2 separate regions of the Mus musculus genome follow, and region 2 is linked to region 1. Evidence: chromatin loops called from intact Hi-C (ENCODE). Cell type or tissue: left cerebral cortex. All regions are shown on one strand.

Region 1 (5,000 bases):
ATTTGATATTTATCATCCCGACTCTTGATCAGTTTAAAATATAGTGTTTTATATACTTAAATCAAAAAATATTTGGAGCCGGGCGTGGTGGCGTATGCCTTTAATCCCAGCACTTGGGAGGCAGAGACGGGTGAATTTCTGAGTTCGAGGCCAGCCTGGTCTATAGAGTTCCAGGACAGCCAGGGGAACACAGAGAAACCCTGTCTTGAAAAAAATTAAAAAAAAAAAATTGGAGAATACTTAAGAATGATTTACTTAACTAATCGAATTGTTCTTAGAAGATATAGTGTCAGTCTCTCTGACATATCCTAAAATCTGCTTATAGCATAAATAAAATCAATGCTTGTGATTTTATGTTTCATGAGATAGGTTTCATTCTCAGGGCAAGCGAGGTGCAGCATGGCTCTAATTCCAGCAGGTAAGAGGTGGAGGCAAGAGAATCAGGAGTTCAGGGTTATCCTTGGCTACAAAGCAAGTCAACTTAGGCCAACCTAGGTTATGTAAGACATTCTCAGGCAAACCAAACCATACTATAAGTTCTCAGTTGTTAAATACAAAGCTATATGCATTGTATCAAATGGAGTTTCTTGGCCGACCTGTTAAAATCTTTTCGTGACTAAAGGATGTTGAAATCTCCTACTTATAGAACACTTAGGATATTTTTTTCCTGACAGTTCTACCAAATACATGTAAACACATATATACGATACGATTATACTGTATATTCTTATAATTTTAAATGCATACATGCTTAGAGTTTTCAAATTTTTCTGGTGAGACATACCTCATATAATTTTGTGACTCTGAAAAGAGAGCAAGCAATGTCTTAGTGTCCTGAGCAAATTGTATTTGCATGTGTGTACCGCAGAAAGACCCTTTGAGTTCCTAGGCTGAGCTAGTACTTTGAAACAAAATACGTGCATTATAAAATGAATAGCTATAAAAAATTTATTCAAAAGTATCTTCACTGGAACCCAGAAGTATTTACTATAACCCCGAATAACCTGTATTCTACTAAAATGTAGATTTATTAATAGATGGATTTGTTATGTACATTTGTACCTTGTAATATATGAGATATTTTATATTAACAAAGTATTCTAAGGATTTTACAAATGAAGAAGGGTACTACTTCAACTACAGATGTAAATCAAGTAAATTCTTTGAAAATATGATTCTCCTGAGCTGGGTATGTTGCCTTTAATCCTAGTACTCCTGAAGTAGCACCAGGCAGAGCTCCATGAGTTCGAGGCCAACCTAATCTAGGTAGGACAGCCAGGGATGTTACACGAAAACAACCCTGTCTTGGAAAAAAAACAAAAACAAAAACAAAAAAACTAAACCAAACAAAAAACAATATAACAAAAAAACCCCAAAACAAAATAATAACAAATAACTACTACATGATATTTAGTTAAAAAATTATCATGCAAAATGGTCATATGAGTATCCTTTTAACATAAATCTAACATGAACTTGTTTTTATTGAAAAAAATTAACCTCCATCATAATAACACATCTGGTCTATACCTTCCAACAAGCTTTTAAAAACATATTGGGTTTTATCACAAATATTAGGAAAAGTGTCACCTATGGTTTTCAATTATCACATCATTCATTGTATGAACCCTACTGTAGCTTATCCTTCTGTTCCCCCTAGTCACAGAGCTCACTTGTTCAAGCTAGTTGTATCCAGATGTGACGAGTACCTTTACATCTCAGGACAGAGTGGCATTAGGTGAACCTTTGCGGCAACTACTTAGGATTTACATTCTCTTCCTTCCTCTCCCTCATAACTGAACTAACATTTCCAGAAGCAAGTGACAATATTTAAATAAACTCCAACTCCATGCAAAGGAATTTATGGCAAAGGTCACAGAGGGTAAGATTCCGTAGGTGGTAAGGTAAGGGGACACAGAAGGAGTAACATCCATCATGTGCCTTTTATGTTCAAGGTCATCCCATCTCTTTGAAGCCCTCTACTAAGCTTCTGAAGTAGGAGATATGGGCACTGACAGGGAATCACATAGCTCATCAACAGAGGGCCAGCTGTGGGATGTAAGTCTGATTTCCCACTACATTTACAAGACTTTGTGTCTCTAGCTTACTCAAAACTTCCTGTGGCCTCACTATCACATGCTGTCTATGAGCTCCTGAGTATCACTGGAGTTTGAAAAACATCCCAGGACCTTCCAGGTGTCAGCAATGACCTTGGGGGTATTTGGTCGGACTGAATAATCATCCCAAGATAGGTAGCAGATCATACTAAGGGCATCAGGTAGGTTGGTGATAACATTCTCCCCTGTAAACAATTTAAGGTCAATACCCGCTTTTCTGAAATCACATGCCAGCCAGCTCTATTGTCTTTTGGTTCATCAGTCCTACACCCTGCCAAAAACCAGCATCTAATGCAGAAGCCAGAGGATGCTGGGTTCCTGGTAGCTCCTGGACCAGAGCAGACCATGTAGTTTGGCTCTGATTTCAAACATTTATAATCTTTTCTCTTGCTCCCTTCGCTCAATATAGGAGAGAGGCTATCAGCCAATTTCCCCACCGTTTATAGCAAATCCCAAAGCTCCTTCATTTCCAGCTGCTCAGCTGCCTGGGCAGACTGTATTACTAAATTATTGTATCTTCTTGGTACAGTGCCTGATCTATCTTGGCATGCATTTTGCATTGAAAGAAGCTCCTGTTGCAGCAGAGGAAGCTAGCTGCTCTTGCTCTCCCACGCGCCCTTCCTCTGGTACCCTCAACCACTAACCTCTTTGTTCCTCCTGTATAAGCCAAGCTCCTAGGGGCAGTTTCTCATCTAAGGCTGTCCCCCTAGGGGTTAGACATTTCAAAGGATGCTCTGTGCTAGGAGTGTTTCCCACAGCTAGAGAGAGCCAGATGGGTAAGTGGCCTACAGTGGAGAACTGCATTTGGAACGAAGAGATTTTGTTTCTCCCTCACCAAAATGTATTTCTTTGTAATGCTGCAGTCAGTCCAGCCTTGTATGGTCCTCAACAGAAGACACTGCACTGTGGGAAGACAGGAAAAGAGCCCTTTTACTTAAATCTGTTGTTTTCAAAAGTATTGGCTCTTTGGTTTAACATATTTTAAAAACTTTCTATTTTTATCCTATGCCAACTGGTTATGAATGCTGAGAGAGAGAGAGAGAGAGAGAGAGAGAGAGAGAGAGAGAGAGAGAGAGAGAAGCAGAAGCACTATTATTCTGGAAAAATGAAACAAACAAAGTTTTGTCTTTAAAATAAAAAGAAAGTAATTTCTCAACATCAAAGGATGAAAATTATTTTTAATTACTCTGAAATGAATAACCATTCTAATTCAGGTTTCAAAGGACATACCTTGGACTTGAATGCAAGTCACTTAAATATCCTCAATTGAAGCTCTGGGAATGTAATGCATGCAAATGTGTCCTGTGAGCTTGCTATTCCTGTAAGCAATGAGCAGCCTAGATTTTTCTCACATACATCCCGAGAGATGTCTCATCTCCAAAGAGCAGGAGAGTCATCTAAAGTCTAGTCCTATTAACAAGACACACCATGGAAAATACACAGAAATGTTAAAGATAAATTCTATCTAGCAAGTTACATTTTAAATCAACATTGCTGTTGCTATGGCAAGAAAACTGAATGTAAAATAAAAGTCTTCTATAAGGGTTTGGCCCTGTAGTCATGGCAACAATGAATGATACTTAACTCTGCTAATGTTTCCATTTGATCCGGAGAGAACTAGATGTGCTTTAAAGCTATGTAACATGGCTTAGAAAATTGATTTTTTTTATTGCTATCTTTCAAATGCCCCTCGACCAATTAAAGAAGGGATCACAAAAATAACAGCCAGGGTAAGAAAAATGCAGAATGTATGGGCTTGTTTAGGTTTTCCATGATGGTGGAAGCTATGAGTGTCATTTTCTCTGAGATGCTAGAAAATGGAATATTCATTTAGCAAAATACTGCACAGCAATTTTCAGGTTGGGGGGCATCATGTAATTTTCCATAGATAGAAAAAAAAACATATGAAAAGCAATCAAATGGCAATTTCCACCTCTTTCATCCAGAAAAGGAAATATTAACTTAAAGTAAGAAAATATGGAAATCAATGTTCCCGCTCTGCAAGCGAGCAGCTAATTCTGATTTCTCCCCTACTTCCCAAGCAGTCTTTTGATTCATGTCCCTCCACGGACACATCCCTCCTCCTCGCACTGGCAAAATGCCCATAGTGCCGAAATGGACCGTTCTAAATCTTCCTCCTACTCAACCTACCAGCTGTGCATCTAATACAGCCTCTCGTGCTCCTGGATGGGACACTCTCATTAAGCCCCTAACTCATCTGCTTTCTTCACACCCCATGGCTGTTCTTTCCCATGCTCTTTGGCTTAGTCCTCCTCCTATCTCCAAAAGTCTGTCTCAAAGAGTCCTTGGGCTCAGCATGCTAAGCCTTGTTTCCTGTTTTGTTGATTGCTCCCTCTGCTAGCTAGTCATTTGCAGTCTTGGGCTTGCCTATTACCTAATTCATAACAATTGCAAAATTTCCATTTTTTTAGCCAGATTTCTACCCTGAACTCTAGATTTCTACCTCTGGGTTCCCTGTCATTTTTATGCTAATTTTTCTTTCTCACCCCACAACCAATTGTGTCCTAGTTCCCTGTGGTGGTTTTGCCTCTGAAATACACCTACATTCTGCCTAATTCTCGCACATTAGTTTCCCACTGGATGGTTGTGAAAGTCTCCTTACTGGTTTCTCAGTTTCTACTGTGTCTCTTCAGGCACTCCATGTCCCAGAGATCTGTTAAAGTAGACAGAGGGTAAGCAATAGTTGTTGCCTGTTGAGGTTTGGTCTTGATGTCTATTGCAATGCTAAGTGCTGGTCCCTAAGACCTGGAGTCCTCACACACGCTCAAGAGATGCTATGTGACCCTGCCCCCAAGTTATTTCTGATTGGTAAATAAAGATGTTACAGCCAATAACTGGACAGAAGAAACAGGTGGAATTTAG
Region 2 (5,000 bases), 65 kb after region 1:
ATACAATTAAATGAGTACTAACAATCTATATGCTTTATAGAATATATATCTGTATGTGTTCATAAATATGCGTTTTAGACATGATATGCTCTTATGACTTTCTTGATTGATTATGACACCTCTAGATTTACTCAACTTTTCCAGAAGAGAGACAGAACTGTAATACGGAGCTAGATATCACTGAAAAAGTAAACTAGTAGCAGTAAATGTCAAAATTCCCCCTTCATATGGCATCTCTAATTATAAACTGACACTAGCAAAGCATTGGCAGCATCATATTGCCAGCATCCGCAGGCTCTTACAGCTGCGGTCAAATCTCCAGCATCTCTCCTACATTTGCCTTTCGTTCATGACATTTGATCAGTCAACAGTACGGAGCCCTTGTGTTCTCCTGGGCCACCCTGCAGTTCAAAACTCCAGCCTGTTTCAGGTTGCTCTGAAAGCGGGTAGGGAGCACAGTGCAGCTTTCCGAATGAGAGCTGCACATATCAATCACAGCAGCGGCTGCTTGGGTACCAGCCTTGGCAGAGGTGAAGCTGGGGTGCTCGCCGGGAAGAGAAAAGCTGTCTGGGATGAAAATGGAGGCGAAACAATTTAGGCAGCTGGGGGAGGATTCTGAAGACGGGAAAGATTGGATTTCCAGGGCTTCGATAATGAAGACAGAGATGGTTTAAATTTATGGGAAGCAGACAGGAGAACTCAGCTTCAGGTCAGTTTAAAAAAAAAAAAAAAAAAAAACGGCATCTGGGGAGCTCTTCTACAGAGAAAATCACACAGGCTGAATCACGCTGGGGGAGTGAGCAGGGGAAAAGCTTGGCACTAGGGGCCTCATTTAAAGAGTAATAAAAAGCAGTAAAGACAACTCGCTCTAGCACAGCCTCAATTAAAGCCTGCATGGGTATGTGCCTGGCAACCTCAGCAGAAACCAGTAAGCAGCCCTACCCTTCCAGTGAGTTCTGTCCCCCGTGTCATCCATCTCTGAACCTCCCACATGAAATCCTCCTCCACAGTGGCCTCTGCCAAATGAATACCGTGACATCTCTGAGGAGCTTGTCAGAGATGCAGAATCACTGTTTCGACTCAGACGTACTGAAGTGGCACTGGTTTCCCAAGACACGTGTACGACTCTAGGGCACATTAAAGTTTGAGAAGTATCGCTTTACAATATACACAGTGCTCCTTTTGAGAGAGAGAGACAGAGACAGACAGACAGACAGAGAGAGAGGAAGAGAGAGAGACAGAGAGAGAGGAATTACCTTAGCATTTCACAGCAATGGCATATAGATTAGGAGTACCTGTCATGTTTTATCCTCTCTGCAAATATCCATTTAGCATAGTAAGCAATTAATTCACAGGCCTTGGGACCGAAGGAGGTTTTGGACTGTACTCTGTACTGTGTGAACTGCTAACCTCATAGAGTTATATAAACATTGTCCCAGTCCCGAAGGACATCACGGGCATCTTAGGAAATGGTTAATTTTTAAAAAGATAGCTTCGATGTCAAAAACATGTACTTGGCACTGAGGTAGCATGAGGAATGAGTGGTGGATGTATGTAAGAAGGTTGAGCAGGGTTTCCTGAGCTGGGGAGGTTTCTGTGCAGCCGATTTCCTTGCACTTAAAAAGGAAACTTTTTCTATTGTGTTGAACATGGGGCCTTGTGAGTAGACTAAAATATAACATAGCAGGAAAGCTTTAACTAAACCCCAAGGGCAAGAAATGGGTTGACCTGTCCAGATAATTTAAAGTAGATCCAGATGGCTGGGTTTAGGTTTTGAGGGCAGTGGACTGGGGTCTGGTGGTCGGAGATAAGGAGGAAGAACTTTGCAGGAGCGAGGCGCAGAGGGTTTGTAGACCAAGGACTTCAGGATGATTCCTATGGAGCAATAAAAGGAAGTTGGGACGAGTTTTAAGTAGGGCAATAACCAGATCCTGTCTGCATTTTAGAAACACCACACTGGAGGATGTTTGGGGAACGGTGATTAGCCAATTTGGCTGAAGTCTCAAGCACATGGAAGGAAGCAATGGTGTCTAGAAATGCAGCTTTGGATACAGATCACAGAGGATGCTGGCTGTCATGTTGCATGCTTAGTAGGCAGTGGGGAGCAAGAGGAAGCGTTTGACTGAGAAGAGACCGAAGGCAGGTGGCCAGTTAGAAGGTTACTGCAATCATTTAGGCAAGGGGGTAATAGAACCTGATGACTCCAAGAATAGAAATTAAGGGCTATATTCGAGGAGCAGGTGCATAATTATAAGCACAGTTTCATTACTCATTTCAGGGTGGCGCAATTTTATACACAAATCAGATCTTTATAAATGCTTCTATTTTCACATCCTAATATAGCCCCACTTTGGCACAAATCACACCGGGGAAGACACTCCTAAGGTCCGTGGGTCACCAAGGAAAAAAATCTTCCTGCTGCCCTAACTGTAGGTCCCTCTCTCAATGGTAGATGGACACTCAAAACTCAAATAGGAACCTCATGATAGAGCTGGCCTTTAGTCCCCTCTTTTGGTTGCTTTCCCACCTTAATTATTTGTCTAGGGAAGCATGCTATCATTATTGTTTGTCTTCATTAACCTCCAAGATAGCAACCTCCCCTTTCTCACCCTTACCCACTTCTACCCTCATGCATTGCCTTTATTAGAAATACCGACTTCTTGGTGGCATAGGGACATTGAAGCCCTGCTTCTATTTCTCATTATGATGGGTATCACTACCACTGAGTCACACCTACCTCAACTGATGCCAGGCTAGCTGTTATGTGATTTGAAGCTATGAAACTCCATTTCAGGTGACATTTCCAGAATTTCTTTAGAAAGCTTTTCCAAGTGTTTCAGTTATACATTGCAGAATATTTATAATTCTGGGTCAAGCATCATGCTTGGCTTGACTTCCAAAATACAGAACTCAAAAAAAGGTGGTTATTTTCTCCTCTAAAGGAAAAAAAATGTATCTTGATAAAATAGGAAGTAGCTCTGTATTATGTGTTTCCTGTACATCAATTTGCACCATGTGATCATTTGCCTTCTGGTATTGTCTGACTGTATTCTTTCTAATTCAAGATTCAAAAGGCCTAGGGAGTAAAGGGAAGCAACCATGCTGCAATCTTCACATTTAGGGAAACCTATTGTTATCCAAGCTTTTTATTTTTGTTAAGGTACTCACTCATAATAGAAGCTGCCCACACAATACCTACATGGAAGTCATATCTGATCAATAGTGTTTATCTCTCCAGCACTTTTGAATGGAACAGAACAAGGACTGAGGAATGTATGTGTACATCTATGTAAAATACATAAGAAACAAATTCAGATTTTCATATCCAGAAAATATGTACTACCAAAATATTATACCTTAGGAAAAAAAGCATGAACTCTCAATATCCATATATTTGCCTCAGATGGACTTTACTGTTGGAATAAAGATAATAGTATTGTTGATTTATGAAATAACTACCTATTTTTTACCTCTATAAGAAATTGAAGTCGGCTTATTTTTTTTTAACTTTTTATTGGTTCTTTGTGAATTTCACATTATGTACCCCAATCCCACTCATCACCCCCTGCCCTCATACCTGCCCTCTACCCTTGCCCCCACACAGAGGAAAAAAAAATCTCATTGTAGAAACTTTAGTGTGTCACAGTGTATCCTACAGTATACCCCTTTTATTCACACTTTGCTTACAAATAATTATTGCAATGACTCATCAGTCTGGTACAAGGCCTCTAGCTTCTGCTACACTATCAATACTGGATCCTCATTGGGGCTCCTCTCAGCTATCCTGTTGCTGCCCTGTGTCTTGGAGATCCTTCAGCTTTGGTTGTGTAGGACCATGCCCTTTATGTACTCCAGCAGTCCATCCAAGGGTTAGATGTTGGGATGGGCCAATTCAAAGCCCTGGATCTGGGCCTAAGAGGTATCTGAACTGGTCAGCCTGACAGCTCTCCTGCTCTCATGCCCTTGAGGTCAGCTCACCAGCACCTTCCACAATCAGGGCCAGCTTTACTCTGCTGCCCAGTGAGGCACAGGGCCCACAGTTCTGAGTGCTGCAGCCAATGAGACACAAGACCAGAACACTCTCTTGATATCCGGGCTAGCTCTCCTATCTGTCATAGGTGGCAAGGGACAAGAGAAGCAAAGAGAGCATCTCTCCCTTGTCCATACCACCACTCAGCAGACAAGGTCTATAAGGAAGGTCAGCTCTCTTGTGCTCATACCCTCAGGGCCAGCTCACCTACAACCTCAGTGTCCAGAGCCAGCTCTACTATACTGCTTGGGTGAGATATAGGACCTCCTCTACTGAGTGCTGCAGCAGGTGACAGGCAGTACAAGCTCTCCTGCCTGCTGTACATGGCAAGAGGTGAGGGTGGGAGAGCATTTCTCCCTTGCAAATGCTTCCACATGGCAGACAAGTCATGGGCTCAGCTCTTCCATGCTCATGCCCTTGGGGCAGGTTCACCTCCATCCCCTGCCATCAGGGTCAGCACTACTGTGCTGGCCAGGTGCGATGTAGGGCCTGCTCACCCAAGTGCTGCAGCAGGTGAGAGGCAGGGCCAGCTCTCCAGCTATCATGACCCTGTTGGGGCCAGCTCCCCTGCCTGCTGCAGGTGGTGAGGGCAAAAGAGAGGGGTGGAGATCTCTCCCTCCCTGATGCCATCACACAGAATGGCTGGCCACACCCTCAGGGCCAGCTTACCTGCAATGAGCATATTTTGTGGGCATCATAAGGTACAATCCTTTTTCACTTCATGTGTAGAATGATTATGAAATTATCCCATAAGGGTGGTTATTCTTGCAAATTTGGAGATGAAATGAAGTTTATCAATATACTATCTTTTTATGAGAGATCATCCTTTCCTTACTGTTAACTCCTTCATAGTCTCATAACCGAGAGAACACTACTATAAGAATATCTCAAAGACTCCTATTCTCCCACTTCATATTATGAGATGTTTCCATACAGTTTTATTGAGTCATCAAAATAGTTTTATAATTTT

Evidence for each region. Peaks named below come from ENCODE experiments on the same cell type or tissue, not always from the same donor. Only the 100,000 strongest peaks of a DNase experiment are listed, where the experiment ranks them.
Region 2: it touches region 1 in a loop (4-fold over the local background); 2 of 42 quality-filtered maps call a loop at or near these places.

The regions. Positions count from the first base shown.
Region 1 is chr10:90,492,887-90,497,886 of GRCm38, reverse strand. The region is part of intron 12 of Anks1b (ankyrin repeat and sterile alpha motif domain containing 1B); the gene reads right to left. Among named protein-coding and RNA genes, the nearest start is that of Apaf1, 590 kb to the left of the region's middle. In left cerebral cortex, a CTCF peak has its summit at 2,822; DNase peaks (open chromatin) are centred at 2,709, 3,465, 4,227 and 4,656; H3K27ac peaks cover 2,850 bases.
Region 2 is chr10:90,428,156-90,433,155 of GRCm38, reverse strand. All of the region lies in intron 12 of Anks1b (ankyrin repeat and sterile alpha motif domain containing 1B), which reads right to left. Among named protein-coding and RNA genes, the nearest start is that of Anks1b, 560 kb to the right of the region's middle. In left cerebral cortex, no CTCF peak of the experiment used is centred here; DNase peaks (open chromatin) are centred at 571, 935, 1,958 and 2,869; H3K4me3 peaks cover 462 bases; H3K27ac peaks cover 2,425 bases.